Regions from separate parts of the Homo sapiens genome. Here region 2 is linked to region 1. Evidence: read pairs that join two places in POLR2A ChIA-PET (ENCODE). Cell type or tissue: PC-9. All regions are shown on one strand.

Region 1 (2,500 bases):
ACCCACCAGTCTGCTAGCTTTGGCTCTGCCACTCAACAGTTTGTATCAGCTTGGGAAAGTGCATAATCTGTGAGGCTATTTCTTTGTTTACAATATGGGATTAATAACAGTCCCTAGCCTATGAGATTGCTGTAAGAAGTAAGTTTTGGAATGCATAGAAAGTCTCCAGGGCTCAGGAGCGTGCTGGGTATGTTGTAAGTACACAGTAAGTATTAGCTATTATTATTTTTATTACTACTAATACCTAATTTCTGGTCACGTGCTATTCAATACAATATCCACTGGCTCCTAGTGGCCGTTACAAACTTGAAATGAAGCCAGTCCAAATTGAGATGGGCTGTAAGGATTAAATACAGACTGGATTTTGAAGTCTTAGAGAAAAACAAGAATGTAAAATGTCTTACTAATAATTTTAAAAATTATTTATTACATATTGAAATGATAACATTTTAGATAATTGAAATAAAATGTACTATTACAATTAATTTCACCTTTTTCTTTTTTTTTAAATGTGACTACTAGAAAATTAAAAATTTCCTCTGTGGCTTGCACATCAGGTATTTTTGGGATAAGGTCTAGACAGACAGATGGGGCAGGGGTGGTAAAGTGAACTAGGAAATCATGGTTTACTTTATCAGTATCTGGTGGTTATTAGGGGGTCAGAAGAAGGAGGCAGAAGTTTGGGGGAGGAAATCGATTTCCCAAGGGTATTGTGGATCCTGATATAATTGAACTCCACAGATGCTGAGTGAGGTCGGGGGTGGTCATGTGTGGGAGCAGCACTCAGTCACACGAGTCTGAAGAAAGGATGAAAATCTGGTGGTTCACACAATGGAAGTTTAGAGCAGTACAAGTGTCATTAACCTGGATCCAAGGTGGAGTTTAAGATCCAGCATGGAGCATATTGTTGATGAATAACCAATGGCAGGTTGTTTTCATGGACCTGAGAAAGGAGGCAGAAGTAGAGGGGTAGAAAATCCCCTTCCAGAGGCACTGCTGGTACCCAAATTCAATTCCACAGACCTTGATTGAGAACCTACTATGTTCCAGAACCTCTGTTAGAAACTGGTGAAGACCAGTACCATGCTGTTTTGGTTACTGTAGCCTTGCAATATAGTTTGAAGTCAGGTAGCGTGATGCCTCCAGCTTTGTTCTTTTGGCTTAGGATTGACTTGGCAATGCGGGCTCTTCTTTGGTTCCATATGAACCTTAAAGCAGTTTTTTCCAATTCTGTGAAGAAAGTCTTTGGTAGCTTGATGGGGATGGCATTGAATCTATAAATTGCCTTGGGCAGTATGGCCATTTTCATGATATTGATTCTTCCAACCCATGAGCATGGAATGTTCTTCCATTTGCTTGTATCCTCTTTTATTTCCTTGAGCAGTGGTTTGTAGTTCTCCTTGAAGAGGTCCTTCACATCCCTTGTAAGTTGGATTTCTAGGTATTTTATTCTCTTTGAAGCAATTGTGAATGGGAATTCACTCATGATTTGGCTCTCTGTTTGTCTTATTGGTGTATAAGAATGCTTGTGATTTTTGCACATTGATTTTGTATCCTGAGACTTTGCTGAAGTTGCTTATCAGCTTAAGGAGCTTTTGGGCTGAGACGATGGGGTTTTCTAGATATACAATCATGTCATCTACAAACAGGGATCATTTGACTCTTTTCCTAATTGGATACCCTTTATTTCCTTCTCCTGCCTGATTGCCCTGGCCAGAACTTCCAACACTATGTTGAATAGGAGTGGTGAGAGAGGGCATCCCTGTCTTGTGCCAATTTTCAAAGGGAATGCTTCCAGTTTTTCCCCATTCAGTATGATATTGGCTGTGGGTTTGTCATAGATAGCTCTTATTATTTTGAGATACGTCCCATCAATACCTAATTTATTGAGAGTTTTTAGCATGAAGGGTTGTTGAATTTTGTCAAAGGCCTTTTCTGCATCTATTGAGATAATCATGTGGTTTTTGTCGTTGGTTCTGTTTATATGCTGGATTATGTTTATTGATTTGCATATGTTGAACCAGCCTTGCATCCCAGGGATGAAGCCCACTTGATCATGGTGGATAAGCTTTTTGATGTGCTGCTGGATTCGGTTTGCCAGTATTTTATTGAGGCTTTTTGCATCGATGTTCATCAGGGATATTGGTCTAAAATTCTCTTTTTCTGTTGTGTCTCTGCCAGGCTTTGGTATCAGGATGATGCTGGCCTCAGAAAATAAGTTAGGGAGGAGTCCCTCTTTTTCTATTGATTGAAATAGTCAGAAGGAATTATACCAGCTCTTCTTTGTACCTCTGGTAGAATTCGGCTGTGAATCCATCTGGTCCTGGACTTTTTTTTTGTTGGTAGGCTATTAATTATTGTCTCAATTTCAGAGCCTGTTACTGGTCTATTCAGAGATTCAACTTCTTCTTGGTTTAGTCTTGGGAGGGTGTATCTGTCAGGAATCCATCCATTTCTTCTGGATTTTCTAGTTTATTTGCGTAGAGGTGTTTATAATATT
Region 2 (2,500 bases), 52 kb after region 1:
TGCTATCCAGGCAAAATAAAAGAGGCTAAGTACGTATTGTGTTGTTGATTAGCAGCTATAGAATTACACTGTATGTTTATCAATATTTTAAAGGTATAGATAGAAAGAATCAACTAAGGGCGGGAGAAGGAAATAAAGCATTTTCTTGGTACTAGAAACACATTGTTGTTAGGAAAATAATCTCAATAAAGAACAAAGTCACAAAGAAAGCTGTAGGCTGCATCTCTCTGAGGATATGTATATAAAAGCAGAAAGACAGATTGCTTAAAAAGCGCTTAAGGGTTTGGTGAGCTTTCCTAGCAGTTATTTCAAATTTATATGCAAGAGTGATATCTTTGAGTGTAAACATGCAGTTTGTGGTCCTCTTGGGGAAAGTGACATTGGTTCTTCCTCCTCCCCCAACCCCACCCTCTCAAACTCATATCCTTCTCTGTATTTATTTGCATTTCCACTCAGGCACTTTGCATGTTTTATATTACATTATATTTGTTTGTATACCTCTGTCATTCCTCCACTAGATACTGCAAAGCTAACTCCCCAGTGCCAGGGCTATACATAATGTCTTAATATCATACTAAATCTCCAGTGATTGTTTGCTGGATGAATAGTAGTGGTTATTTGTAGTAAATTTGCCGAGAACCTTAAAGCAGGATTCCTCAATGTCATCACTATTGACATTTTGTTTTGGATATCCTTTGTGGTGGGTGCTGTTCTGCACATCATAGGATGTCTAGAAGCATCCCTGGTCTCTACCCACCAGATGCCAGTAGCATCCCCATACCCTCTAGTTGTGAAACCAAAAATATCTCTAGACCTTACCAAAGTATCCATGAGGGATAAACTCACCCCTGGTGGCGATCACTGCTTTAAATAATCACTGTATCAATTTCCAGGCTTTACCTATCCTGCAAATGCCTCAGAATCACCTACCAATATAAAAGATGGTAGGTTGCATTTTAAAGTAGTTCTCCTTCTACAGTATGAACAGTGACGGACAGGCTGAGAGCGGAGAGACTTTCCCTTGGACCCTTGCCTCAGTAACTTTTAATACATGTAAGACGGATCATCTGACTTTGGACTTTCTGAAGCAATAACATCGGAAAGTTAATCAGAGTTGGCGTTCTGGGAATTCAAGGGCAGAGATAAGTGTTTCCTCCAGATACTTCACTGTATTTCAGCAAATGACCTGAGGAAAGAAGTCAAAACTTCATCACGAAATAGAAGACTGTTCATTTTCAATATTTCTTCCTTGGCCTCTATGTGGCACTCCCTTGCTGTCTGTCCTGTTGACTTCTATGGCTTCCACCCAAGGGAGGACAGCATTATAGTGGGTGAATCCAGCACACCCCAAACTGCCCCTGCTCCCCTCTCCCCCGGGCATGTGGGCCCTCGAAGGCAGGCTTCTCCAAACCAGCAGCATGTGAACCCTGCCAGAAGTGAGGAAGAGCTCTAGGAGAGCAGCCAGCAGCATCTGTTTTGCATACAAAGGGCAGCAACAATCAAATCTCTTCTAGAAAAGTTTTCTTGGACATTCATGGAGTAAAATAGAGTTGGATAAACAAGCCAGGTTTAGAGTGAGCAGCGTTTGAACAAATATCAGCTCCAAAGGTATTGTTGTGCCTTCCACCCTCCATTAGTGGCCTAGGCTGGGCTAGACCTGGGCAGCTGTCGAGGGGAGGACAACCTTGTCAGAATGGCTTCTATTAACAGCTAGCAGTGGGCTTTCAACTGGAATCAGTAGGAAGAAGACAAAATCCAATGACACAGACTCTGGAAGTGAAATTCCTCAGCAGAGGATGGTGGGGGCCCGGGTACACTCCACTGGACCAATCCTTGATTTGACTTCAGGCAGCCGGAAAGCTTGGATGTATGTCCCTAAGTCCTGGAGGCCATGGATGTAGCTCCGCCCCCTGTGGCCTCTGCGTTGCTGGCTGGTTAGTTTGAGGCATAGAGGAGGGCCCAACTCTTACACAGCTAGTCCCATTTTCCATATTCTAGCTCTACTTGAGGTTTTTCTTTAGCTTTATATTTTGAAATAATTATATTTTCACAGGAAGTTGCAAAAAGATACAGAGAGGTCTCATATGTCTTTCCCCATCATCCCCCATGGTAAGATCTTACATGGAGGACAATACCAAAACTGGGACATTGACACTGATACAATCCACAAAGTTTATTCAGATGTCACCAGTTTAACAATCATTCGTGTGTGTGTGTGTACAAGCGCATGTATGTGCCTGTTTTTTACATTTCTATTGCTTGGGTTTAAAATGGTTAGAAATTGGTCTTCCTCCTCTCAGGGGAAGGTAGAATTCTTACAGCAGAGTCGCTGTGAAAAGGAGCTGACCCCCCTCCAATCTCACTTCCACCAGCCTTCCACATACTCATGGCCAAGTGCAACCCCAAGATTGCAATGTCCTTCCTGCTTTGTAAAGGTAGTCTTTCTCCCCCTCCCTTTCTCCTAGCTCTCCTCTTCTCTCTTCCTGTCTCTCATTCTTTC

Evidence for each region. ChIA-PET counts read pairs that join two places held together with the same protein. Peaks named below come from ENCODE experiments on the same cell type or tissue, not always from the same donor. Only the 100,000 strongest peaks of a DNase experiment are listed, where the experiment ranks them.
Region 2: POLR2A ChIA-PET joins it to region 1 with 13 read pairs; 7 of 35 experiments call an interaction of 5 or more read pairs at or near these places.

Annotation. Positions count from the first base shown.
Region 1 is chr6:6,671,520-6,674,019 of GRCh38, reverse strand. No RefSeq gene overlaps it. Among named protein-coding and RNA genes, the nearest start is that of LY86-AS1, 50 kb to the right of the region's middle. In PC-9, no CTCF peak of the experiment used is centred here; no DNase peak of the experiment used is centred here.
Region 2 is chr6:6,619,863-6,622,362 of GRCh38, reverse strand. The region is part of intron 1 of LY86 (lymphocyte antigen 86); the gene reads right to left. The region is part of intron 1 of LY86-AS1 (LY86 antisense RNA 1); the gene reads left to right. Among named protein-coding and RNA genes, the nearest start is that of LY86-AS1, 1.7 kb to the left of the region's middle. In PC-9, no CTCF peak of the experiment used is centred here; no DNase peak of the experiment used is centred here; H3K27me3 peaks cover 83 bases.